Regions from separate parts of the Mus musculus genome. Here all the other regions are linked to region 5. A link is a loop called in an ENCODE intact Hi-C map of the cell type or tissue named here. Cell type or tissue: left cerebral cortex. All regions are shown on one strand.

Region 1 (4,000 bases), 100 kb after region 5:
TATTTTTGCTGTGGGGAGCCTGGTGCCTCCCAATTCCCAGGTGTCCCCTAGAGGATTTTGCTTTTGATTCAGGCAGCTTGGGGACTGAAGGGAGGGCTTTATAGAAGGCTGAGAGCCAAGCGCAGCAGGGCCTGCCAGCCCATCAAAGGATGACACAGAACCCACAGGGTGTGCACAGGGCAGCAATGCCCGTGTATAGGCTCCCATGTGACCTCAAAGGGCAAGGCTAGATGAAGCTCATCATCGTGTGCTAGGGTTCAGCTGTGTCCGCCACAGTTCACCCACAGGAGATCTAACCCAAATGCGAGTGCTGAGCTGCAGGACCTTTCAAAGGTATTTAGGTCAGGAGGTCTCTGTCCTCATGAATCCATTAATGTGGGTGGTTCATCTATCACAGGAGTGGGTTTCTGAGGGAAGATGAGCTCAGCCCTCTTCTCTTTCTCCTCCCTCTCAGTCTCCTTCTCTGTCTTCCCCTTTCATCTTCTGCCACAGGTGACACAGGTCTTATCAGACTCCAGTCCCTTCATATTGTTTTTCCCAGACTACAGAACTGTGAGCCACAGAAACATCTATTCTTTACAAGTTATCAAACCTGTGGAATTGTACAACCCCAGTAGAAGGGGGACAAAGATCTGCTTCATGGATACAAACCTCTTCCCCTTCTCAGCCCCATTCACAGAGGAGGAAACTGAGGCAGATGAATTAGCTCAGTCAAGGCCACAGAGGAAATACCGAGCCAAAGATCTGATCCTGGCAGGATGGCCCTCGAGTCCACACTCTCAGCCCTGTGCCACATTGAAAGCAGTTAAGAGAGAAAACATATCTGCAATACATAAGTCAAACAATAGATTAGGCTGACCACAAGAAAAGACAAAATGGGGCAAAGAGTAGGTCCAGCCATCCCAAAAGAACAAGTAGATAAAATCAATTAGAAATAAACATAAATATATGAAAGATGTACTGTCTCATTGGCAGGCAGGGAATAGAAATCAAAGCCACATGTGGTGTCTTGGTGACTTTCCTATTGCTGCATACATACCACAACCAACCAGTTTATAGAAGAAAGAGTTAACTGGGGGTTTGCAACTTTAGAGGGCAAACCCATGACCACCGTGGCAGGAGCATGGGAGCTGAGAGCTTGCTTCCTGATCCACAAACAGGAGCCAGATAGAGAGTATGTGAGAACTGAGTCTGGTGTGAGCTTTTGAAACCCCAAAGCCCAGTAATTGACACACCTTCTCCAACAAGGCCACACCCCCTAATCCTTCCCAAATTGTTCCATTAACTGTGGACAGAGCATTTGAATCTATGAGCCCGTGGAGGTCATTCTCATTCAACCCACCACAGGCAGAGCCTGCATTCAGACTAACAAACACTAAAAACAACCGGAATGCTGAGTGTTGTCAGGGAAAGAGCAGAGGGGAGCCTCACACGAACTGCAGAGGAAGCTGCTTGCTATACCCACCCAGTCCAGAAAGCAATTTGGCTACTTCTAGTAAAATTCAAGATTCACAGCCTCAACCCCACAGCAATTCCTTGTTAAGCACGCCTCATGAATCTGGCTCACGTTCACCAAGATACACACATAAATATCCATGACAGCCTTGTTTGTAACAGCCAGAGACTGGAAAGCAGCTGAACATCCATCAATGGGAGCCGACAAGCAACACCGCCACGCAGCACCACCCCAACAGGGCGTGCTCTGGCTACAACTCCTGTGGGTGAAACTCTCCAGCAGAAGGTTAAGCAAAGAAGGCAGCTACAGATGAAAAAAATAAATGCTGTGACCTGGTATCATTTACAATATGCTTTGCAGACAGCCCGTAAAAATAACGGGTAGAGGCATATTTACAAACGCAGTGCAGGAAAGTAACAAATGAAAGGAAGAGTGCTCCCTGTGGGAGGCAGGAAGATATGAGCAGGGAGAGGTCAGATACTGATCTTCCCCCTAGTGTTTTAGATGTGCTCCCATACTTTTTGCCAAACCCTTCAAAAGTGGACTCATCTCCCCTTCCCTAGGGCACTGGACAGGGTGTCTTGTTCCTAGTAAAAAGAAAAAAGCAGACCTGACACTGTGACTACTAAGACCAGACATTGGGGACACCATGCTTCCTGTTGACCTGGCCACTGTAATATGAGCCTAGATCCATCCCAACATCTTGCCAACAAGCTACTGAAGGTGTTTTATTATAAATCTTTACTGAGAATATAAATAAGAATCTCGGGCTGTCAAGATGGCTCAGCAGGTAAAGTCACCTCCTGCCAGGCCCTTTGACATGAGTTCAATTCCCGGGACCCAGAGTTTTAGGAGGAAAATGACTCCTAAAGTTATCCTGTGACCTCCACATAAGTGCGTGGCATGCATGTGTGCTCATGCACACACACACACACACACACACACACACACACACACACACACACAAGCATATAGCTGAGAACAGACATAATATCATGCCTAATGAACCCCAAGCTCCCATGCCCTTTTGGTAGAGCTCTTGGGCTGAGTTGACAAAGTTTAATCCAGGCTTTTCCTGATGTCTTTTGACCTTGGTTTGTCAGAAAATGACATTGTGTTTTCTCATCATTCATCACCTTCCAGCTGGACTGAGGTCGAGTAAAAAATGCAAACAGAAAAAAAAAAAGTGTGCTGGTCCTTAGCACATGCACTTATGTCAGCACCAAGGGGGCTAGCACTTCAGTAGGATGTGGCCAGCCCAGTCACTGGCTGCCTCCTCTTCCCTGAAGAGCCTGCTGCCAAAGCCTCCCAGCCACTGCCACCTCAGACTCAGCCCTTCAAGATCTTAGAGGGTGGGGATGACAGGCAACCTTGCACTATGGGGTTTGAGACCCAAGACCCAGTCCCCTCATAGACAGCAGAGGCAGGAGCATCTGCTTATGTTACCAGGCTATGTCGACTGCTGAGCTCAGCTGTTCTTTGGAAACAGGGCCCTGGAGTTCCTCTCTGGCCTTTGAGAAAATAACCTTTCTTGAGAGGAGTCAACTCCAAGGGGCCACTGGAGGCCCGAGGTTGGTGCCAGATGGAGATTGGGGGCTCTGTGATTGTAGCAGTCATTGTTCGTCACTGTGACAGAACACGGGAGAACAGTTTGCTTTGTCTCTGTTCAAATGCTTCAGTCCCATTACTTCTGAACTGGGAAGCAGCAGTCATGGCAAAAGGGAACCAACCAGAGCTGTTAGACACAAGGTGGGAGAAGGCAAGATCCCATTGTGCCCTGCAAGGCATGTCTCCACCAACCTAACTTCCTCCCTGACTGTAGATCTGCCTCCTTCCAATAATGTCATAGGATGGAGACCAAGTTTCTCATGCATGGGTTTTTGTTTTTGTTTTTGAGGGGTAGGGATGTCAGGGAGAGGAGAGGAGGCATTCAACATTAAAATTATAATAGGAACCCTGGTCAGAAACAACCTCAGTCATTAAATGAAAAGGGGGTTCCCTAGGAACCTGTGTCACAGACTTGTGTGGCTTAAATGAACTGTGAAAAACATGTATTTTGTTCTAAGGCTGTCAGAGCCATAAAGCTGGAGCTACCTTACCCTTAGTCACACCATCCCCAGCACAGGTGATGCTAGTCACCATCCCTACTATGTGCACTCCAAGTCACCCCGTACCATGCCTGGCATCAGTAGTACCAAGTACCATGCCTAGGGTACCTGACTTCACAGCCCACCACTTTGCCACCTTTGTACCCACAATCTCCAAAGTTGTGAGCTGCCTAAGCCACACATCAAGTAGGAGAGTCTGAATACTCTCTAGAACACATTTAAAGGGAAAATCAGTAGAGGAGACCGACCATATTCCTGGGGTGCCACAGGTTTTCTAGCATGGCTAATACTCAAGAAAAAAATCTGGTCCAGGAGTGGGGACCACAAGATGGCCTCAGTACTTTGGATCAGAAGGTTCTGTGAATTGTCTCCTAATGCCCTTCCCACATGTGCTCTAGACTCGTCCCATCTGCTGTCATGGGGCTCCCCGGAGTCT
Region 2 (4,000 bases), 310 kb after region 5:
CTGGATATGGCAGTCTCTAGATGGTCCATCCTTTCGTCTGGCGGTTCCTTAGAAAATTGGACATAGTACTACCGGAGGATCCAGCAATACCTCTCCTGGGCATATATCCAGAAGATGTCCCAACAGATAAGAAGGACACATGCTCCACTATGTTCATAGCAGCCTTATTTATAATAGCCAGAAGCTGGAAAGAACCCAGATGCCCCTCAACAGAGGAATGGATACAGAAAATGTGGTACATTTACACAATGGAGTACTACTCAGCTATTAAAAAGAATGAATTTATGAAATTCCTAACCAAATGGATGGACCTGGAGGGCACCATCCTGAGTGAGGTAACCCAATCACAAAGGAACTCACACAATATGTACTCACTGATAAGTGGATATCCTAAAAACTTAGGATACCCAAGATAAGATACAATTTGCTAAACGCATGAAACTCAAGAAGAATGAAGACCAAAGTGTGGACACCATGCCCCTTCTTAGAATTGGGAACAAAGCACCCATGGAAGGAATTACAGAGACAAAGTTAGGAACTTATTCTTTATGGCAGACAGAACTCTTAACTTGCAAGATATATGTTTCCTGTTTTGGTCTCCCACTAACTTGGAAGGTGTACGGTTCTTGTTCCTGTTTAGGTTTCACAACACAACGACAACAAAAGAAAAATGAGAGACCTGTCTTCCCGATGAGTATAGTTATGAAAGTTCTCAATAAATACATGCAAACCAAATTCCAGAACTAATCCAAAAGATCATTTCTAAGATCAAGTTGGCTTCATTCCAGAGGTGTAGGGCTGGTTCGACATAAGCAAATTAATAAATATAATCCATCACATGAATTGTCGCAAGTACAGAAGTCACGTGATCGTGTCAATAAATGCAGAAAAGGCTTTTTGACAATATCCAGCACCTTTTGTAATAAAAAGCCTGAGGGGAAAAGGGAGGACAGTGTTTCAGTGTAGCAAAAGGCTGACACAGTTAACCTACAGCCAATGTCATATGCACACGCACAAACTTCTGGTCCTCCACATGGTCTTTTTACTGCAGACAACAGGAGGCTTTGTTCCTAGACCACATGATTATTGAAGGGTTTAACTGGCAGTCCTTGCCCTTCCCTCTTCCCTTCGAAACTGTTAGATTCCTTCATTTAGGCACCTCCACATTCCTAAAGCTGGCTGGCCTGCAAAGCTCTATTTCCTATTTCCTAATATTTGCCACTTCCTTAAGCCTGACTCTTTCCTGAGGCTAATCACCAAGGTCCAGCAGTCAAAATTTCCTATTTGGCTACACTGACTAATGTGTCTGATCAGAGCCTACCAACTCATCCTAGCTCATCCTAAAATTGACCTCTCCCTTTCCCCCCTTTTAAAAAAAATCACTCCTGCAAAGCCATCTGCTGATGTTTCTGCCCAATTCAGATTCAGACATCTTGACTCTGATTAATGAAAGATCTCTTTGTGTTGGAAACTGGTGTTTGGATGTGGTCTGTGTCCAGAAGGGCACACCCTGCAGTGCATGGGTCCCTTCAGTTGTTGCTATAATAAGCAACCTAAAGCAGGCTATCTACAGTAAGGAGGTTTGTTTACCTCTGAGCTTTGAGGCTATGAATTTAAACAGACTTCATCAAGGTTCCCCATTGGCTGCCAGACTCCTGGAGATGATAGTAACAGGAAACTGCTGTAGTATGGAGGGAAGGAATCACATCTCTTTAGTGTCCCACCATTCTGAGAGAGCACTGGCATCACCCATAGGTCTTCCACTGCACTGAGAACCAATTCTCAGTACAAGAATGCACATATGAGGGACCAGCTTAAGCCACCTCTACACCCTAGCCGTTTCCAGCCTGTTAAAATTATGTTGGTAAGTGTAAAAAGACCAATTCACTTTGGTTTTAAAAGACAGTGTTTATAGTATTCCAAAGATCATAGACTTTACAATTGTTTTAACGTGTGATTTTAAGTTGCATGCCAGCCACTGTACACAAGGAAGGTCAGAGGATAGTTCTCCGACTGGTTCTCTCCTGCCACCTTGTGGGATCCAGATGGAAATAAGGTCACCAGGCAGGGGCACAAGGGCTTCTACCTGATCAAACATGTGGCTAGCCTTTACCTGGTGGTTTTATAAGGCATGCAATTTGGAGGCTGCTGTTCCAAATCATATTTTGCTGCTGGCTTTCTGGCAGGATTGTCTTACCTGGCTCTGTGGCGCCGCAGAGCAGACACTCTCAGAGCCTCCGGGGGCTCTAGCCAAAGCCCCTGAGCTGTTTACCTGAAGCTGTGTGCTTCCCCTCCTTGGATCCCCTAATGGAGGAGCCTGGTCTCCTCTCTGTCATTTCTTCTCTCAAGGGGTGTGACCCCAGGTCCCAGAGTGTGACATTCTCATTTTCTTTCCGGTGGATCCAGGATCCCCGGTGCCTTAAACAACCGCTTTTCCTGGTGTGTTCTGGTACTGTACCACTAGTACCACTAGTACCACTAGTACCACTGTACCACTGTACCACTGTACCACTGTACCACTGTACCACTGTACCGCTAGTACCGCTAGTACCGCTGTACCACTGGTACCACTGGTACCACTGGTACCACTGGTACCACTGTACCACTGTACCACTGTACCACTGTACCACTGTACCACTGTACCACTGTACCACTAGTACCAGAGAAACATTTGCAGGGAAGACGTTGGAGTACGGTCCATATCCATCACTGAGATGAACTGGAGGACATATGAAATTCTTGAAGTACTGAGAGCTTTTGTAAAGAGGAAATTTCTTTTCAGGTTTCACCACTAGGCAAGGCTAGATTATTTGGGCTGTGGTAAAGTAAATGACCTACTTGTCTTTGCCATAAATTAAGCGAGCATCGATAGCACATTTTTTACTGAACTGACACCCTGAAGTACTCCTGGAGGACCAACCACAATCACTGCTAATCAAGCATTTGAAATCAAGTTTCAAAAGATAGTATGCAATTTAGAGCCCATTGGCAGACACTACGTGAAGCGATATTTCCATGTTCTTGCCCTTGTTGGAAAACTTTTGACTTAATCAGTATGGGTGCTGGGTCTTTTCCATTGGCATTTGTGTACTTCATACTTATGTAATTAGAATCTTTTCAGGTTCCAGCAACAGAAGCTTCGACTCAAGTTGGCTGTAAAAATAAGGAATTTGTGTAGGCCAAATGGCTCAGTAGGTAAAGGTTTTTTCCAAAAAGTCTGTGGGCCCCACACGGTTGACTTCCACAAACACACCCTTTGGCACTAGTATGCAGACACACACACAAGTGTGCACGCATACATGCACACAATCAAAAAGCTCGAACAAGTATCTCAACTGGCTTGTATAAACTGTAGTTCAATGCTGACTGTGATAGCTGAGGCAGGGCAACCGTAAGGTTTTTAATTATAATGTTTTTATTCTTCAGAATACAACAAAATGTGATTTTTATCTGCCCCCCCCCCATTTCCTCCCTCAATATTCCAAATGCCTTTCCCAACATATCCTCCTCCCAGGTTCTTCACGTCATATATATATATATAAAACCCAGTAAGCTCAGTCAGTACTGCACATACAAGGATTTGTGTGGGGCATCCACTGGGCATGGGAAACCTACCAGTGGCCACTCCCTCAAAGACTAATGGTTCTCTTCCCCCAGAAATTGTTTACAGCTAATAGCATCTATGTAAGGGGTGAGGGCTGCTGACATTTGGGCTGGTTTGATTGTTGAGGCCCACCTGAACCTCATAAAAAAATTTCAGGCCAAATGAACTGCATTGTGTAACCCTGTTTCAAAATAATCTTTTGGGGCCTTTAAATTTTTTATTTTGGGCTGGTTAGATGGCTCAGTGGGTAAGAGCACCCGACTGCTCTTCCAAAGGTCCGGAGTTCAAATCCCAGCAACCACATGGTGGCTCACAACCATCTGTAACAAGATCTGACGCCCTCTTCTGGAGTGTCTGAAGACAGCTACAGTGTACTTACATAAAATAAATAAATAA
Region 3 (4,000 bases), 150 kb after region 5:
TGGGAAACAGTATGATGTGTCTTCAAGAAAGCCCGCTGCTAGGTATGTATGTATGGATGAAAACTGGAAGCAAAGATCTTCACAGCGGTAACAGTCCCAGCCGCCATCACATCATCAGTGAGTAGACAAAACACGATCCATACACACACTGGGCATTGCTTACCCTTGACCCGTCTGGAAATACTGGGGCTAGGGAGATGCCCAGTGGGTAAAGTATTTGCCATATGTAGGCACAAGGTCATGAGTTCATATCTCTAACCCCACATAAAGAATCGGACTTCTCCACACACATCTGGAATCACAGGGCTGGAAGGTGGGAGCAGGACTAGATCTAAGTCTTAGGTCTAGGACTGGCTCTAAGGCTCACTGAGATGGTGACCTGGTCTCAGAAAAACAAGGTGGAGAGTGACTTCAAAAGACACTCTGTGTTAGCTGGGCAGTGGTGGCACATGCCTTTAATCCCAGCACTCAGGAGACAGAGGCAGGCAGATTTCTGAGTTCAAGGCCAGCCTGGTCTACAGAGTGAGTTCCAGGACACCCAGGGTTACACAGAGAAACTCTTGTCTCGTAAAACCAAAAAAAAAAAAAAAAAAAAAAAAAAAAGACAGTGTTGGCTTCTACCCTACACACATATATACACAGAGAGAAAGAGAGACAGAGACAGAGGCAGACAGACACACAAGCACACCAAACGAACAGAATGGAAATTCTGAGATGTGCTGTACGGAGGAGCCCTCAGTGAAGCACGCCAGTCGAAAGCACACATACACTCGAGGCCCCGGGTGTGCCTCTCAGTGATTTGGTGAAGATTCTTCCGAAGTTACACCTAAGCCTCTTAGGCATAGCTCCACACGCAGTCAGATTCAGAGAGAAAGAAGACAGAATGATAGTGGAAGGTTGGGGGTGGGGGTGGGGAGAGAGGGCGTCAGTCACGCTTAGCAAGTTCAGGAGATGAGTGGAAAAATAAACACCCTGTGCCGCTCGCTCTCAGCTGTGCTATGTGACACACATGAGTGCCATTCACTGTCCACCTGGAACTGATCACATAGGGATACGGGTGTGTCTGTGTGTCGGCGTGTATACACATGTATGTGTCTGTGTGTGTCTGTGCGTGTGCATGGGTGTGCATAGGTTTGTGTCTCTGTGTGTTAAGTTTAAAGCTAAAACATGCTCTCATTTTTTAAACCTTTACCGTGGCATCCAGGACTCACTGGATAAATTCCAAACTCTAGATATTATTCCATAAAGCCTTCCAAAGCCCTTGCTGGCTGCACTTACTGCTGTTGCTAGCTACACCTGTCTGTGCCCTTTGTGCATGCAGCTCCCATGCTTGGGACACCATCCTGTCTTTCTTTCCTCCAAGTGCCCATGGTGCTATAAAATATGATACTCGACCACATAAACGGGGGCCCTCCCTGTCCCTTTGCCACACCAGCACTGGGCATAGCACCTGCACGTGTAAGCAAACTGCACCAATTCTTTACATCTACAGATATCCAACCTGGTGGCAAAGCCTGCACGGGAGACCCACATCCTCAGACCAGAGCCACTCTGGCTGTGACACTGGTCTTCTGTTCACGCAGCTTCCGAGTCTGCAGAGGAGGTGGGTGCAGCTCTTTGCAGATCTTGCAGCTCCTGTGTGGGCTCAAACCAAGAGAGGGATACAGATAGCCCTGCAAACCACCAGAGCCTTGCTCACTAGACACCCATGGTGGGAACCTGTCCAGAGCTCTTACAGAGGCCATATGTGCCCTCCCCCCAGATGCCTGAGCAGCACGTGGAGAACTCTTTCTAATTCAAATTCCTCATATGCTTATGAAGATGGAAACAGCTTTTTAAAAAATTATTTGACTTCATTGTTATCTACAGTTCAATCAATGACTATAAAACCAGCTTTTCAGACCCTCTTAATTACCCAGAAGAATTCCCACAAAAGATGCATGTCCCTGAATAGAGCAGGTGGGCAGCTACAATCAGGTTTCTTTAATAGACCTGATGTTCCTCTTGGGGTAATTTAAACAAGCCATGACGGCTCAGCCATTAGCGTTAATTATAAAAGCCTCAGACAGCTGCATAGTGGGAACCTGGACAGGACTCCAGTCCCGGCTCTTTAGCAAATCCACCTCTGAGTGCACAGTGTCACCCTTCGCATGCTCCAGGGCAGGCTTCCTGTCACCTACTGAATGGTAGGCATGGTGGAGAAAGCTGCCCTTGTGGGTCTCTGAAGACCCCACAGGCACATCATGGGCAAATGCATTAGAGAGCAACAGAATTCTAAAACCAACACAGAATAGAGAACATCACATTACTGCTAATGAACCAAAGAGCTTCTGTGGAGATGAAAGGAAATCAGAGTGTGGAAAAGGCCTACAGTTTCAGACTCCACTCAGCGCAGCAGAGCGAGCCTGCATCCTGGGGTGTGCAACTTACGAGTTAGCCAATCATAAGCCAATCTTGGGCAAAATATCCAGGAAAAGAAATGTCTCTTTACTAAAGGTGTCTTTTTCATTATTATTACATTTTATTTATTGCCAGGGGTAGGCACTGGGCATGCCGTGGCATGCATCTGGATCAGAGGACAGCCACACTCATCTGGAATCCCACTCGCTCCTTCCATCACGTGGGTCCTGGTGATTAAACTCAGGTTGTCAGGATTGGTGGCAAGCACCTTTCCCCACTGAGTCATCTCCCTGGACCATGAACATGTCATTTTTTTTTCTTATCATTATCCACGAAACAAAGCAGTGTGACAGCACCCAAGTTGTGTTCAAGACTCTGTGTCACTGAGAGATGATATGATAAAGTGCTTGGCCTACACATATGAAGATGTCACAGTGAAAGGCATTCTTTTATTTCCAATTAATGTACACTAATGTTTTTTTAGAGGATCTCACTCGGTAGCCCTAGCTGGCCTGGAACTCAATATGCACACTAGGCTGGCCTTGAACTCACAGAGGTCCTCCTGCATCTGCCTCCTGAGTCCTTGCATTAAAACTCTGTCCCCCAGGGCCAGACATGGTAATGTTCACCTTTAATCCCAGAACTCAGGAGGCAGAGAGGGGCAGATCTCTGTGATTTCAAGGCCAGCCTGGCCCACAGAGCAAGTTCCAGGACAGCCAGGGACATACCCTACTCCTTATAAAATAATTTTTGATAAATAAATTTAAAGCATGTAGGGAAATGTGCTTTAAGTTCTACATATGCCACCATTTTATACACAATGAACCTGAGTATCTGGATTCTGGCAGCCCTCCTGAAACAAACACCCCAGGACATCAAGGGCAACTGAATCATCAGATAGACCCAAGGATGGATTACCCACTGATGCTGAGGTGAAATCAGGTCCCCTCTTCCCTTGGAGGACACAAAATTCACCCCTTCATGTCTACATGTGTGTGACCCTAATAAGAGCAAGGGCCCTCTCATGGGTGTGAATCCATAGCAACCAGACAACCAAGTCCCAAGAAGTTCTGGAGTTCCCAAGACATCTTGATGGTGCGATATGGGTTGTGCTATGATTTCCATACACTTGCCTTGGCATAAGTATCCACGAATATACACTCTAACAAGTAAATACATATTTAAGAAATCCATATGCAGAAGCTGTCCACATTCACAGATCATCCCAGACTTCTCTCCAAGGTTCCAGACAGTATGGAGCGCACATGGGAGCATTTGGGATGGGAAACTGCCTTACTCAACTGCAGGACTATCAGGAACATGAGAAGGTGTCGGAGTGCAGAGCTCAAGGAGGCCCTGGCTGCCAAGTGCAACCTGTCCTTTGCCCAGGCTGGCAGTGAGTATCTCTTCCAACTCGGTGCCAGGGCCTAAGAACAGACCTGGAGCTGAGTGAGACCAATGTGAAGCTCTGAGCTCCCTAGCGTCCACTCTGGAGCAGAAGAAGGGCATTATTAATACATAAGCTGTAGAGTTATAGAGACGATGCGCCCACTGGATGAGGAGATGGCAAAAGCAGGAACAAAAGGATCAGCACTGAGGC
Region 4 (4,000 bases), 230 kb after region 5:
ACCTCCAGCTCATAGCCAGTTCCACGACCCACTAATCCCTTCCATGTGGCTTGGAGTCCCTGCAGGTTCTTCGTCTGTGTCACTCACCCCTCTGTTCCAGAGCTCCAAAGTTCAGGAGACCCTCTGCAGCACACCATGACCACCCAGCAATCTGAGTGCAGGACAAAGTCACCCAGCCACTCTGCCCTGAGTCCCCTGCCTCAGATTGCTGCTGTCCAGGAAAGCCCCATCCTTGCCTCTTTGGAGGGACCGGGCCCCAAAGGGAGCCTGCCCATTGGTTCTTGGCACCTGCAGATCAGTACTTCAGAAAAAGTTGTTCACTTGGACCCTTAAAGCTTACGGGTCTTTGTTTTCGAAACCACTATCCTTCCTCAAATCTATATCCATAAAGGAAGAAGGGGTCTTGGGGTCTAAGGGGACCGGGACAAATCAGTTCAGACATGAAGAAAGGCCAAGAAAAACAAGCAAGGTTTAAGAACTTCACCGTGCACAAGGCCTGAGTGAGCTGGCTTTATTTAAATTCGAATTTAAGTTTGGCCTCTGTCAAGTCACATACAAATAAACAGATATTAAAGAATTAAAAGTCTTCCATAACTGAATTCTAAGTTAAGACTAGTAGGCTTTATTTAAGGCGCCTACAGCCAGGGCAAGCCCTTGCAGAGCCCCACTGGTACCTGCTCCTATCCCTACCGCACTCAGGGGAAGTTCACCCACAGCTTTGGCATATAGAGGCCTGCTGCCCATACTGCTCCCTGTGAAAACAAGGCTTGAAAAAAGCTGGGATCAATGTTCCCCTTCATCCTCCATACCCAAGTCCCCTTGCCGGGCTCTGCCTGCCAAGAGGAAGCAGCCAGGATAAGGGGCATGTCCCCGCCGCATCCCCCCAGAGAATACGGGGTGTGGAATTTTTAACTGAGTTTCTCCCCCGGGCCTCATTATAAAGGGAAAGGGGAGGGAGGGGTACAGATCAAAGACCGGTTGCCTGGAAGCAGCGAACCCAGCAGCGACCCCAAACTCCCGAGTTGCCGCCCAGCATCGGGACTTGGAATCAGTGCCAAGCAGCTCCCCTCTAGACAACCCCCCCCCCAACGCAATAATAGGGGGACCCAGACGAGTGACCATCTCCTCTGGCCACACCAGGTAGCCCCGCGCCGCCGCTTCGCAAGCCCCTGATAACCTAGCGGCCAGCTGATCCCTGCCGCGCCCGGCCGCTGGTCAGTGGCTCGGAGGGTCCGGTGGGTCCGGAGAGAGAGGGGCGCTGGTCCGTAGCACCCCCCGGTCCCAGCGGTGGCCCGCTCTGTCGACGATGCCCCTCTGCCTCTCCAGAGCCCCACAAGGTCCGAAAGGGAGCGCTGGGACCACAGCATCCGCGCCCCCCACTGCGCCCCGGCTCCCCCCACGCGGAACCGGGCAACCCAGGCTGCTGCCGCGGAGACTCTGGCGCCCCGGGCCCCACTTACCTGCGCCCGCGCGGGTTGCGCGATGCGCCGCCGCCCCCGACTGGGTCGGCGAGGCCGAGAGCGGGGCGCCGCAGCAGCTCTTTGTGAGCCCGCGCCGAGCCGCACACCGAGACTGCTAATGAGCCCGGGAAGCTGGATAGCGGCGGGCGCGCCCCGGACGCCGCGCACGACACGCAGGGCCGCCTCTACCGGGCGCACGCGGCGCGGCCCGGGAGCACCCGCACCCGCACCGCCCTATCCGCCGCCACACCGACCGCCCCCGCTCCTCCTGCGCCCGGCCACGCGGGGTGGAAACGCTTTCTAAAGAGACCTTAGGGAATCAAGGGATTCAAGACCGCGCGGCCGCGCAAAGCGCAGACAAAGATGCTTCGGCGCCCAGCGCGGCGCCTCCGGGTGCGGCGCGGGGACAGCGGCGGGGACAGCGGACGAGCCCACCTGGGACCTGGGTCCTTGGGATACGGGCTGAGATAGGCTCCGCGAGTCGCGGTGGCCCCTTGAGGAGCACACAGGTTCCTGGGAGTGAGCTGGGACCGGCCAGTTGGGGAGCCTTAACAGTCTGGTCCTGGGCAGGCAGAACAGGTGAAGGAGATGCTGCCGGTGCCCGCACCCTGCCCCTGACGCCGCGCTGCCCCCTGGCGGGCTCCGGAGAGCGTGCGGCGCTGAGGGGCTGCGGCGACCGCGCCCTGCTCTGCCAGCTCCGCTCTATGCGGAGCCCCGGCCGGCCCGAATCCCTTGACTCTCTAGGGTATTGTGGCCCCAGAAAGCCTTTCCTGAGGGGCAAGCCTTGTCCTGCTTCCCCACAGTCAATCACCAGAAGCCTTCTGGCCACAAGGTCTTCTCACCCGGTCCCTGATAACCACACACAAGGTCTTCTCACCCGGTCCCTGATAACCACCGAGTCTCTGATACCTGTGTTGCCTGGGATGTCCAGAAGGGAGAGGGCCCCAACCTCTAATACCCCCAATGAGAACCAGTTGGCTACCCTCAGTAAGAAACAAACCTCTTGAAATTCTTGAACGTTGGGCTTTATTGTCACCTTTGACCTTTCACTCAGCCCTATGCATTTGTGGCAACTTGCAGGTTTAAGGCACACAGGGTGCTCTGTTTTAGGGAATGGGGGGCTCCACTTCAGCCCCCAAATGCTTCCAATTGGCCTGGTTCTCCCTCTTCCTCTCTCTCTTCCTTCAGTCCTAGCCTGAGATGAAGGCCAGGTGGCAGAAGATCAGAGGAATGTCACCAAAGGAAGAGGAGGGTGAGTGGGGTGAGAAAAGAACTTCCTGATGCCCACAGTGACAGAGGTGACCCCGAGAAGGGCCTGGAGAAAAACTGAATACAGGGGCAGACCTAGTAAGGACCTCCTAGGCCTGGGACCTGTCTGCCTCCCTCTCTTTCACCCTCCATTACCCCACCCCCCACCCCTACCTCACCAGTCAATAGCAGAGCAGCTCTGGCAGCTCAGGGACCAAATAGGTCCACCCTAGAGCCATTCTTCCTCCTCCTAGAGCTGACCATTCCTTCTTGCTTGTTGTCCATCACCTTAAATATTCTATTGACCCCCCTGACAAAAAGTTCAGCTCAGCTCTAAATGCAAAACTGTTCCATTGCACTGACTGCTAAGTGTGAGATCCAGATGTGTCTGTCTGCTCTGCAGGGCACAGGACATTGTGCACACTAGCAAGCACTCCACCTCCCTACCTGGACCTTGCCCAAGTTAAAAAATAAAATGGGCAACTCACAAGAAAGGAAATACAAACGACTTTTAATCTCTTAGCACTTCTATTACCCTTTCAGGGTGTGTGTGTATGAGTGTGTGTGTGTGTGTGTGTGTGTGTGTGTGTGTGTGTGTGTGTGTGTGAGTGTGTGTATGTATGTGAGTGTGTGTGTGTGTGTATGAGTGTGTGTGTATGTGAGTGTGTGTGTGTGTGTATGAGTGTGTGTGTGAGTGTGTGTATGTATGTGAGTGTGTGTGTATGAGTGTGTGTGTGTATATGAGTGTGTGTGAGTGTGTGTATGTATGTGAGTGTGTGTGTGTGTGTATGAGTGTGTGTGTGTATGAGTGTGTGTGTGTGTATGAGTGTGTGTGTGTGTATGAGTGTGTGTGTATGAGTGTGTGTGTATGAGTGTGTGTGTGAGTGTGTGTATGAGTGTGTGTGAGTGTGTGTATGAGTGTGTGTGTGTATGAGTGTGTGTGTGTGTGTGTGTGTATGAGTGTGTGTGTATGAGTGTGTGTGTATGAGTGTGTGTGTGTGAGTGTGTGTATGTATTGAGTGTGTATGTATGTGAGTGTGTGTGTGTATGAGTGTGTGTGTGTGTGTGTGTGTGTGTGTGTGTGTGTGTAGGTCATTACAACTTTCAGGAGTTGGTTCTCTCCTTCCACCATGTGATCCTGGGGATTAAATTCAGGTCATCAGGCTTGGCTGCAGACACCTCTAATTGCTGAGCCATCCTACCAGCTTACAAACAACTATTAAACATACGAGGGGCTGGGAGTGTGGCTCCACAATGGGACACCGTTGTAGAGTACATGAGACCCTGGCATC
Region 5 (4,000 bases):
TGTAGGTGAAGGCAATAAGACCAGGTTTTCTGGGTTCTAACAGGGGATCCAGCAACAGCACCCAGAGGCCTGGCAAACAATCGCATCACAGGCTGCTCCTCCCAATGCCACTGTCACCTTGCTGATGGCCAGCGCAGCTGCATCCTCTGTCACTTGGGTGGCAGCTTTGTTATCACACTTCCTCCAGCCACCCACTCTACCCTCTAGCTCTGTGATGGCTTGGGTCAAAAAGACCAATCTGGCTGAATCCCCTCTGATGGATGTAAGTCCATCATGGACTCTCATGAAGTCCCAGTCACCTAGAATTCCATCCTAGATCATCAGGCTCCTATCCCATAGTGCTGGCCACCAGTACTCCATATGAACACATACTGCATGTACATACTGCATACATGCACACAGAGTAAGGGAAGCTGCTGGGGGTGGAGGTGTGGGCACATACTGTGGTTCTGGACCTCACACACTGGCCCCAGGCTCTTGGGAGCAGAGAGGTGTGAGCTTCCAGCAATGAGGAGCTCATGGCTCTGAGTGGGAAGGAATAGCTTCCGTGGAAGGCACCTTCAGCTATTGATGCAACCACCTGTCTGAGTATCTTAGTCCAAACTCAGATGAGAGGAGAAGGTGGCTACTAGGTCTGAGGGATTGGCTGGCACCCATAGGGAGGCAAGTCTAGCATCTGATGGCCAGGTGCTTAGTCCCAGGGTGACAGCATTTGTGAGCCAGCTACTTCACTCTTATGAGGGACAGAGGGAGCAGAGGGGTCACTGCTCCCAGAGAAACTCCTGGAACGAGAGCCATTCAGAGAAAGGGCTCATGAACTTGAGGCAGCTGTGGTCACCGGTATAAGACTGGGTCCATCAACATTTTATCCTGAAAGAAGTAAGGGCTCGTGAGGTTTCCCCTCCCCAAGATCTATAAATGGTTGCGTGGGAAGGGGAGTCACTCTTGAGTGGTGTGACCACTGACAAGTTGCTCATGTCCCAGTAAATAAAGCCCGTCCATGCCATACAAGCTGCCAAGAAACTTAGTGTGATTCTTCCTCTCTCTCCTCCCTCCCATCCCTCTCTCTCTCACACATACCATGAACACAAAAGTCACAAAGACATGGGAGGGGAGGGTGGGCTTGTTGGGAACGAAGGGTTTCAGGGGGAAAAGGAGGGGTGAGATAGGGTAGGTAACAGGGTATAAAAATAACCAAAGTTAATTATATACATGTATCAAATGGTCAAAGAATAAAGAGAAGGAATCCAGACTTGGGCTCGCAAGCCTATGGCCCCTGAGACTCTGACCTTGCTCTGAGTGTACAACTGAGACTTCAGGGGGTGAATCAAGGACCCTGCTCAGCATCTGAGCAGGCCATGAGAACTCAGTCAGACCCAGGATTGGTACAGGTATGCTCAAACCAAAGATAGCCACAGTAGAAGAGAGCACAGTCAGGAGACTCCTCCCCAGCTGGGGGTTTTCCAGGTCAAGCACTTCTGGAAAGGTCATATACCCACACTAGCTTTCTCACGAAAAGTCTCCCACACCCTGCCTCCAAGGACAAGACAGCCTCACTGATCCTGCAGCTCTCCATGGTCAGAGTCTAATCAGGCTCCTTCTTGTGATCAAAGGCACCGTAGCCCTGGGTCTGGAACTGGCTGGTGGCAGCTATGGCCTTTGTACAGGTGGACCAGCCAGGGGGTTCTGAGGGCACCCAACATAAGGGGCAGGAACTATCAATGCAGGGCATTCCACTGTGACCTCTGAGGCTTCAGGCTGAAGGACATCAGTTTTCTCACCATAAGCTTCATTCTCTCCAGTGAAGATGGATCAGAAATGTCTACTGGCCAACGGGCATCTCACAGGCCTGCATCCTCCAAGTGGGGCCCAATACAATAATAATCTCTTCCCCCCTTCCTTCCCTCACCCCACCTCTGTATAAGTGTGTGTGTGAGTGTGTGTGTGTGTGTGTGTGTGTGTGTGTGTGTAAAGAGGAGATGGGTATAATACTGTGTCCCATGGATGGTGCAGGGACTTCTGCCCTTAGTGAGTCTCAGCCAATACTTATGACCTATACTATGGAGGTGTCCGCCATTCTTTGGAAGGGAGGGAGAGGGACTGGGGCAGGTCTTGTCTTCTGAATCTGACTCCCACTTTTAGAAGCTGCTGCCCCATGACTCCTGCCAGTTATCTAGGCGACCTGACCAGCTTTCTGGACCTCGATGAGGCTCACGCTCATGTTTTCATCTTTGCTGACAGGACTGTTACTTCTCACTAATCTGAGACCAGTGGAGGGCGCAGACCCTTTGTACAAAGAGCGCTTGCTCTTCCTTTGCCAAACTCTGGCAACAACCCTTAGCTGACACCAGCAGAGGGCGACTGAGAGCGAACAACTACACATGCTTAACAGACAGGTGAACCTGAGTCCCCAGAGGGCAGCTTGCCCCTGCTTGATGTACCTCTGACTCACAAGGTGCATGTCCCCTGTGTGCAGTTGAGAGGGGTGTGATATACTGTTCTTCCTTCCCTGCTGGAAGCAGCCTTTGTTTGCAGCTTATTTAGCGAGCCTGCTGTCCTGTGCAGAGTTCTTGTGCTCTCTGTGTGGTCCTGGGGTATGCACTTGGACCTGCAGCTTCTTGTCAGCTCTGTGGACAGGGAAGTGCTGAGGTCTTATGGAGCTGTACCCGGTATCACACATCTCTGCCATGCTACCAGGGTGGGACAATAAATCCTGCGTGTAAGGAGTGGGCAGAGGCTGCCAGCACGCCAGCCAAGTCCGTTATATCTCCTGAGCACCAAACCTTCCCACTTCTGCCTGGGTGCCCCAGGGTATGGTTGTGGGGCTGGAGCACAGAGCCAAATGAGTAGAACTTTGTGTAGCTGGGAGGCCCCAGGTGCACTGCTTTGTCTGACTCACCAGCCCTGTGTGACAGCAGGGTCCCGGCCATCAGTCATTTACAGTTCCATGAAACCAACCTCATTATCCCATTTTATGAGAAGGGCCATGTTAAGCAAGGTCAAATGGCTTTCTCCAAATCAGTATCCTGCCTGTGAGGACTTGTGATGTCCTAAAACATGGCTCACTGGCCAGAGGGTGAGGCTGACAGCAGACCACAGGACAACAGAAACTCATCAGGAAAAATTGTGGTGCACACCAGGAAGGGAAGGTGTGGCCTCAAAAGCTAAAGGAACAGGAGGAGACTGCCTGTGAGTAGAAGGGATCAGCATGCCAAAGAGAACCTTCTAGGCTAAGGCAAGAGCAGGCACAAAGGTCCTGGGGTCACAGAGAGAGAACCAATTCAGAAGGACCAAAGGATGCCCAGTTGACCTGATGCAAGGAATGAGTCAGCAGTTGGAATAAGTCAAAGTGTAAAGTAAACACTGGCCAGATGTGAGAACTCTGGAGCCATTCCAGAGACTGTCATTTCAGGTTACCAGCCGGGGACATGGCCCAACTGCACCACTTCCTCTAGAGAGACAAACAACCGAGAGGAAGAACAGAAAGCTGCTAAGTGGGTGAGCGGCCACTGCAGTGGTCCAAGCAAGCAAGAGATGGTGTAGACCAGGAAGATGATGGGGGTTGAAAGATCTAGTCAAAATTTGCACTGAATGTGAAGTGAGGTTGGGAGGGATGACTGGGGTGTCTACTTACTATGAGGGGTCCCTTGGCAAAGGACTGGCTTCTGGAGTGAGGATTTTGGACCATTAGCTGCAGGAGCCAGGACACCTTCCAGGTACAGCTCAGGAGGACGCCCACGTTAGACGAGAGATTAAGAATGAGCTTTGAGGGGTGCCAACTGAAGCTATGGGCATGGGTGAGTCACTGCGAGGAGGACATGGGGCAAGGGGGTGGAAGGAGGCCCCAGGAACTAGCTTTGCCAGGCATCATGACGAGAAGGGGCTTAGAGAGAGACACAGGCCCATCTGTACCCGGCTGGCAGGAGGCCATCTACAAGGGGCTCCCATGTACTGGGCATCCTGACAAGTCAGCCAGCGGTGACCTTGGAGCCATTTCAAG
Region 6 (4,000 bases), 170 kb after region 5:
TACAGCTTTCAATAGTGATAAAATGAGGTTCTAGACGTGGGACAGGAATGCCAGGTCACCCTATGAGCCCTTCCCCAGAGAAATAAGGGACAGGTTGTAGATGTGCATAACCTCCCATTTGTGGGCCTCCTTGGGGACTAGGAGTTACAGAATAGACAGCTCAGACAGTTCTCCTGGGAGGCCATGTGGTGGGACACAGTGGTCAGTGTGGCCCATGATGATAACCTGGCCAGCAGAGGCAATAAGCACCAAAGAGCCTGCATTCCCAATGTCCTGGTCCAGAGACTTGCAAGGAGATAGGTGGCCCAGGGGGGGAGACAGGGGCTTTGCTTTGCCTCCTGAGTCAGACTTCTAGAGGTACCTGACAATTGCTAAGTCCCCAGTGTCTCATGGGCCACTCCTAAACCTCTAGAGAGGTAGCACCCAGCCATATCCTGCATGGTTAAAGAGCCCCTGTCTAGAAAGACTGTGGACACAGAGTTCTTCTAAGCATCTCAAAAAGCCAGCCAAGAGGCTTCCGAGGGATCTAGGGGGGACACAGCAAGCATGAATATCAGGCTCAATATGTTCTCAGCAGGATCATCTCTAGGGTGTCTCCCCCAAAAGAAGCAAGAATTAAACACCTGCTGGATACTAAAAATAACAGCATGGACATCAGGAGCCAGACTGCCTTTTCTACAGATACCACACCCTCAGCCTCATCTATAAGCAAGATCAGGTGCAGGTCTGATGACAAGAAGGGATACAGTTAAGGAGGGGAGGGACACACACACACACACACACACACACACACACACACACACACACTGCTTTCCAGGACAAAGCAGGCTCTAGCTAGGGAGGAGACTTGGGGTCTCTGCAATCATCTACCATACCACTGGACACCATTTCCCTGAGCTGGAAGAAGCTAAGACTCTCATTTCATACCAGAAAGCTCCAAAACCCATCTGACTTCCCTAGTCGGGGATGTGTGTGCCTACAGGGCATGTGTCGAGACACTGTGGGGTGGGGATGCTGCTTGAGGCTCCTTTAGTATCCAGCATAGTGGATAATAAATGTGACACAATAGAAGGTGCAAAACAGCATCAGATAATGACAGCCATGGCCCTGGGGAAGCACTAGCAGGAGACACTAATGCTTCCCCAATAAAGCTCTCAACCTGGCATCCACTAGCACAAAACTCCACATAGGCAAGGTATTCACAGGGACTGACCCAGTCCTGGCCAGAAGCACAGAGCTCTCCCTAGTCTCTGCCACTGGCTGAGCAGGATACAGGGATCTGCGGGAGGATGCTGCTGAAGCCCAGAGGTCCCTGCATTGGAGCTGGGCAACAGGCAGGGGCATGGCCCACATAGGCAGAAGGGCTGGCCTCATGCTCCGGTTTCCTGTGCTCAGGGACGGCAGCTGTGCTCCTCAGCCACGGTGGGCGGCAGAGCCACACTTCCTTGGTGTGATCTGGACTTTAGGGAGATGTCCTTCCTCCTCTCTCTGTGGAACTGGGAAAAATAATTAAGAGGAGAGCAGATGGCAAGCACTTCAAATCTGTTTGTGAGAACTAAATCAACAAGATGTGGGAATCTGGGAGAGCTTGCTTCTCTGGATGAGTGGGCACCCCACGCTCCAATCCCCAAAGCAAGGCAGTGGGACTGTGGACAGGGTGGGCGGGAGCATACAGTGAGAGGGTAAGAGCCCAAAATCCAGAAGCAACCATAGAAAAGCCACCTTCTCCTATGGCAACCAGGCTGCCTGGAAGGCTACAGAGGGACCCTGGCTTCAGCACCACCACAGGGCACACAGATCAACGTGCCTAGTGAGAAGCCAGCTACTATAGCCCTGCATCTGGAATGGTGATTGTAGGCTAATTCTTCTCCTCCCTGAGACCGGCTGAGAACCTCTGAGAACCTCTCACCCACAGGCTCTCTTAGTACCTGGGAGTGTGTACTTTATAGAAAAAGGAGGTTTATTAAGATCGTAAGTTTAGAAGCATAAAGTCCATGGCTGGGGGATCTATCTTCCAACCTCAGATAAGTACACCACTGACAGCATCAGAACAAGGTAGAGCAAAGGAAAGAGCTGCATGCAGATGAGGCCACACATATCAGGTAGTTACTTTACAGCAGCCACTGTCACAAGAACTATGTAGAGTACCATGAAAATGACATTAATACCTTCTAAGCACATGTTCCAATTATGTGATATCCTCCCAGTAAGCCCCACCTCTTAAGTTCCACCATCTCTCACTGAAGCAACCAGCATTCGCTCAGGATAACCCAAGACCAAGTTCTTGGCAAAAAGGAATTTATTTTCTCCAGAGGGACAGAGAGCAGGGAATAAGAGAGGAAGATGGGAGATAGAGGATGAGAGAGAAGGGGAAGGGAATAAGGGAGAGGGGAAAGAGTGTTTGTCCAGGGTGGGGACAAAGGACTCCCTCTGGATAGAGAGGAGAAAGAGGTGGCGCATAGGCAAATGACAGTTTATAAAAGCAAATTGGGAAGCCCCGTGTTAGAATGAGATGTTTAATTTTGATTCTGCATGTTAATTAGGTGAGTCAAAGGGGGCTTTTGATTGCTGGACTACAATACTTTGATAGCTGACCTTGGTAGTCAGCCTCAGGAGGAGGGAATTGCCAAATAAGGAATGGACCTTAGTGGCTAGCTTTAGAAATGTAATTTAATGGTTTTTTGCAAGGCAGAGGAAATGGGATGAAGGGCAAGGCCTGCCAGAGCCATGCTTGCCATGTTCAGGCTGGCTAGAGTCCCTCCCCTCATAGACATCAGACTGAGGCTCAGTCATCCAACACATGAATTCCAAAGAGAAACCATACTGGAAACACCGAGCAGTCAAGTTCACCAAAGCCATCAACCACAGGAGAAACCCTCCAATTAGCAGACCACGAGTCTTGGACCTGTTGGTTGGCACTCAGGGTACTTTCATCGAGAGCTTGTCAGACCCTCATATAAATGTACAGATAAGAGCCAATCTTCAGTGGAAATTCTGTGCTCTGGAACTCGTTTGGGAATAGGTGACAAGACAGAAAATGGAGTCAAGTAAAGAACACAGATCCACATCTAGAGACTACCATATCCAGGGATCCATCCCATAATCAGCCTCCAAACGCTGACACCATTGCATACACTAGCAAGATTTTGCTGAAAGGACCCTGATATAGTTGTCTCTTGTGAGACTATGCCAGGGCCTAGCAAACACAGATGTGGATGCTCACAGTCAGCCATTGGATGGATCACAGGGCCCCCAATGGAGGAGCTAGAGAAAGTACCCAAGGAGCTAAAGGGATCTGCAACCCTATAGTTGGAACAACAATATGAACTAACCAGTACCTCCGGAGCTCGTGTCTCTAGCTGCATATGTATCAAAAGATGGCCTAGTCGGCCATCAGTGGAAAGAGAGGCCCATTGGTCGTGCAAACTTTATATGCCTCAGTACAGGGGAATGCCAGGGCCAAGAAGTGGGAGTGGGTGGGTAGGGGAGTGGGGGGGAGGGTATGGGGGACTTTTGGGATAGCATTGGAAATGTAAATGAGGAAAATACCTAATAAAAAATTTTAAAAAAAAGAACACAGCTCCAGAAAAAAAAAGTCAGGAAAATTAGAGAAGGGTCCCCAACATGTAAAGAGCCATAAGTCACCCCATCTTCAGAGGGGAATCAGCCAGCTGTGATCTGAAAATCAATGAACTTTCTTAGACCTATCAGTGAACTTCGGCTGCAAATGCCTCCCTTCCCCAGGATGTGAAGAGACAGGTGAACTCAGAGCCCCCTGGTCACATGGAGCGGAAGACTCCTGCGACCAAAAAAAAAAAACAAGTCCTAGGGTCCAAATGTTACCCCCAGGCCCTCACTAGGTTCTCCTTGAGAGGAGCCAAGGTAGAGAGTGGGAAAAACTCCTCCTTTCAGAACTGGAGGGGTGGGGGGTGGAAACCCTTAGTCTTCCTGCCTCGCCGTAAACAGGTGCTTCCCAGGAAGGGCTGGCTTATGACTTTTC

Evidence for each region. Hi-C counts contacts between places; a loop is a spot of excess contacts. Peaks named below come from ENCODE experiments on the same cell type or tissue, not always from the same donor. Only the 100,000 strongest peaks of a DNase experiment are listed, where the experiment ranks them.
Region 1: a loop joins it to region 5, with 2.9 times the contacts of the local background. A loop is called at or near these places in 3 of 42 quality-filtered maps.
Region 2: it touches region 5 in a loop (3.0-fold over the local background); 15 of 42 quality-filtered maps call a loop at or near these places.
Region 3: it touches region 5 in a loop (3.0-fold over the local background); 3 of 42 quality-filtered maps call a loop at or near these places.
Region 4: it touches region 5 in a loop (4-fold over the local background); 12 of 42 quality-filtered maps call a loop at or near these places.
Region 6: it touches region 5 in a loop (3-fold over the local background); 3 of 42 quality-filtered maps call a loop at or near these places.

The regions. Positions count from the first base shown.
Region 1 is chr7:64,624,261-64,628,260 of GRCm38, reverse strand. All of the region lies in intron 2 of Apba2 (amyloid beta (A4) precursor protein-binding, family A, member 2), which reads right to left. Among named protein-coding and RNA genes, the nearest start is that of Apba2, 120 kb to the right of the region's middle. In left cerebral cortex, no CTCF peak of the experiment used is centred here; a DNase peak (open chromatin) is centred at 1,560; H3K27ac peaks cover 672 bases.
Region 2 is chr7:64,423,094-64,427,093 of GRCm38, reverse strand. No RefSeq gene overlaps it. Among named protein-coding and RNA genes, the nearest start is that of Mcee, 32 kb to the right of the region's middle. In left cerebral cortex, a CTCF peak has its summit at 2,036 (motif pointing left); no DNase peak of the experiment used is centred here.
Region 3 is chr7:64,578,167-64,582,166 of GRCm38, reverse strand. The region is part of intron 2 of Apba2 (amyloid beta (A4) precursor protein-binding, family A, member 2); the gene reads right to left. Among named protein-coding and RNA genes, the nearest start is that of Apba2, 78 kb to the right of the region's middle. In left cerebral cortex, no CTCF peak of the experiment used is centred here; a DNase peak (open chromatin) is centred at 1,666; H3K27ac peaks cover 2,821 bases.
Region 4 is chr7:64,499,714-64,503,713 of GRCm38, reverse strand. Apba2 (amyloid beta (A4) precursor protein-binding, family A, member 2) reads right to left here and starts at 1,576. Exons shown (of 15, transcript NM_001291166.1): 1 at 1,461-1,576. In left cerebral cortex, a CTCF peak has its summit at 2,095 (motif pointing left); DNase peaks (open chromatin) are centred at 895, 1,665 and 2,037; H3K4me3 peaks cover 2,668 bases; H3K27ac peaks cover 2,814 bases.
Region 5 is chr7:64,728,371-64,732,370 of GRCm38, reverse strand. The region is part of intron 6 of Apba2 (amyloid beta (A4) precursor protein-binding, family A, member 2); the gene reads right to left. Among named protein-coding and RNA genes, the nearest start is that of Nsmce3, 140 kb to the left of the region's middle. In left cerebral cortex, a CTCF peak has its summit at 2,349 (motif pointing right); a DNase peak (open chromatin) is centred at 2,350; H3K27ac peaks cover 1,012 bases.
Region 6 is chr7:64,562,662-64,566,661 of GRCm38, reverse strand. All of the region lies in intron 2 of Apba2 (amyloid beta (A4) precursor protein-binding, family A, member 2), which reads right to left. Among named protein-coding and RNA genes, the nearest start is that of Apba2, 63 kb to the right of the region's middle. In left cerebral cortex, no CTCF peak of the experiment used is centred here; a DNase peak (open chromatin) is centred at 1,583; H3K27ac peaks cover 2,804 bases.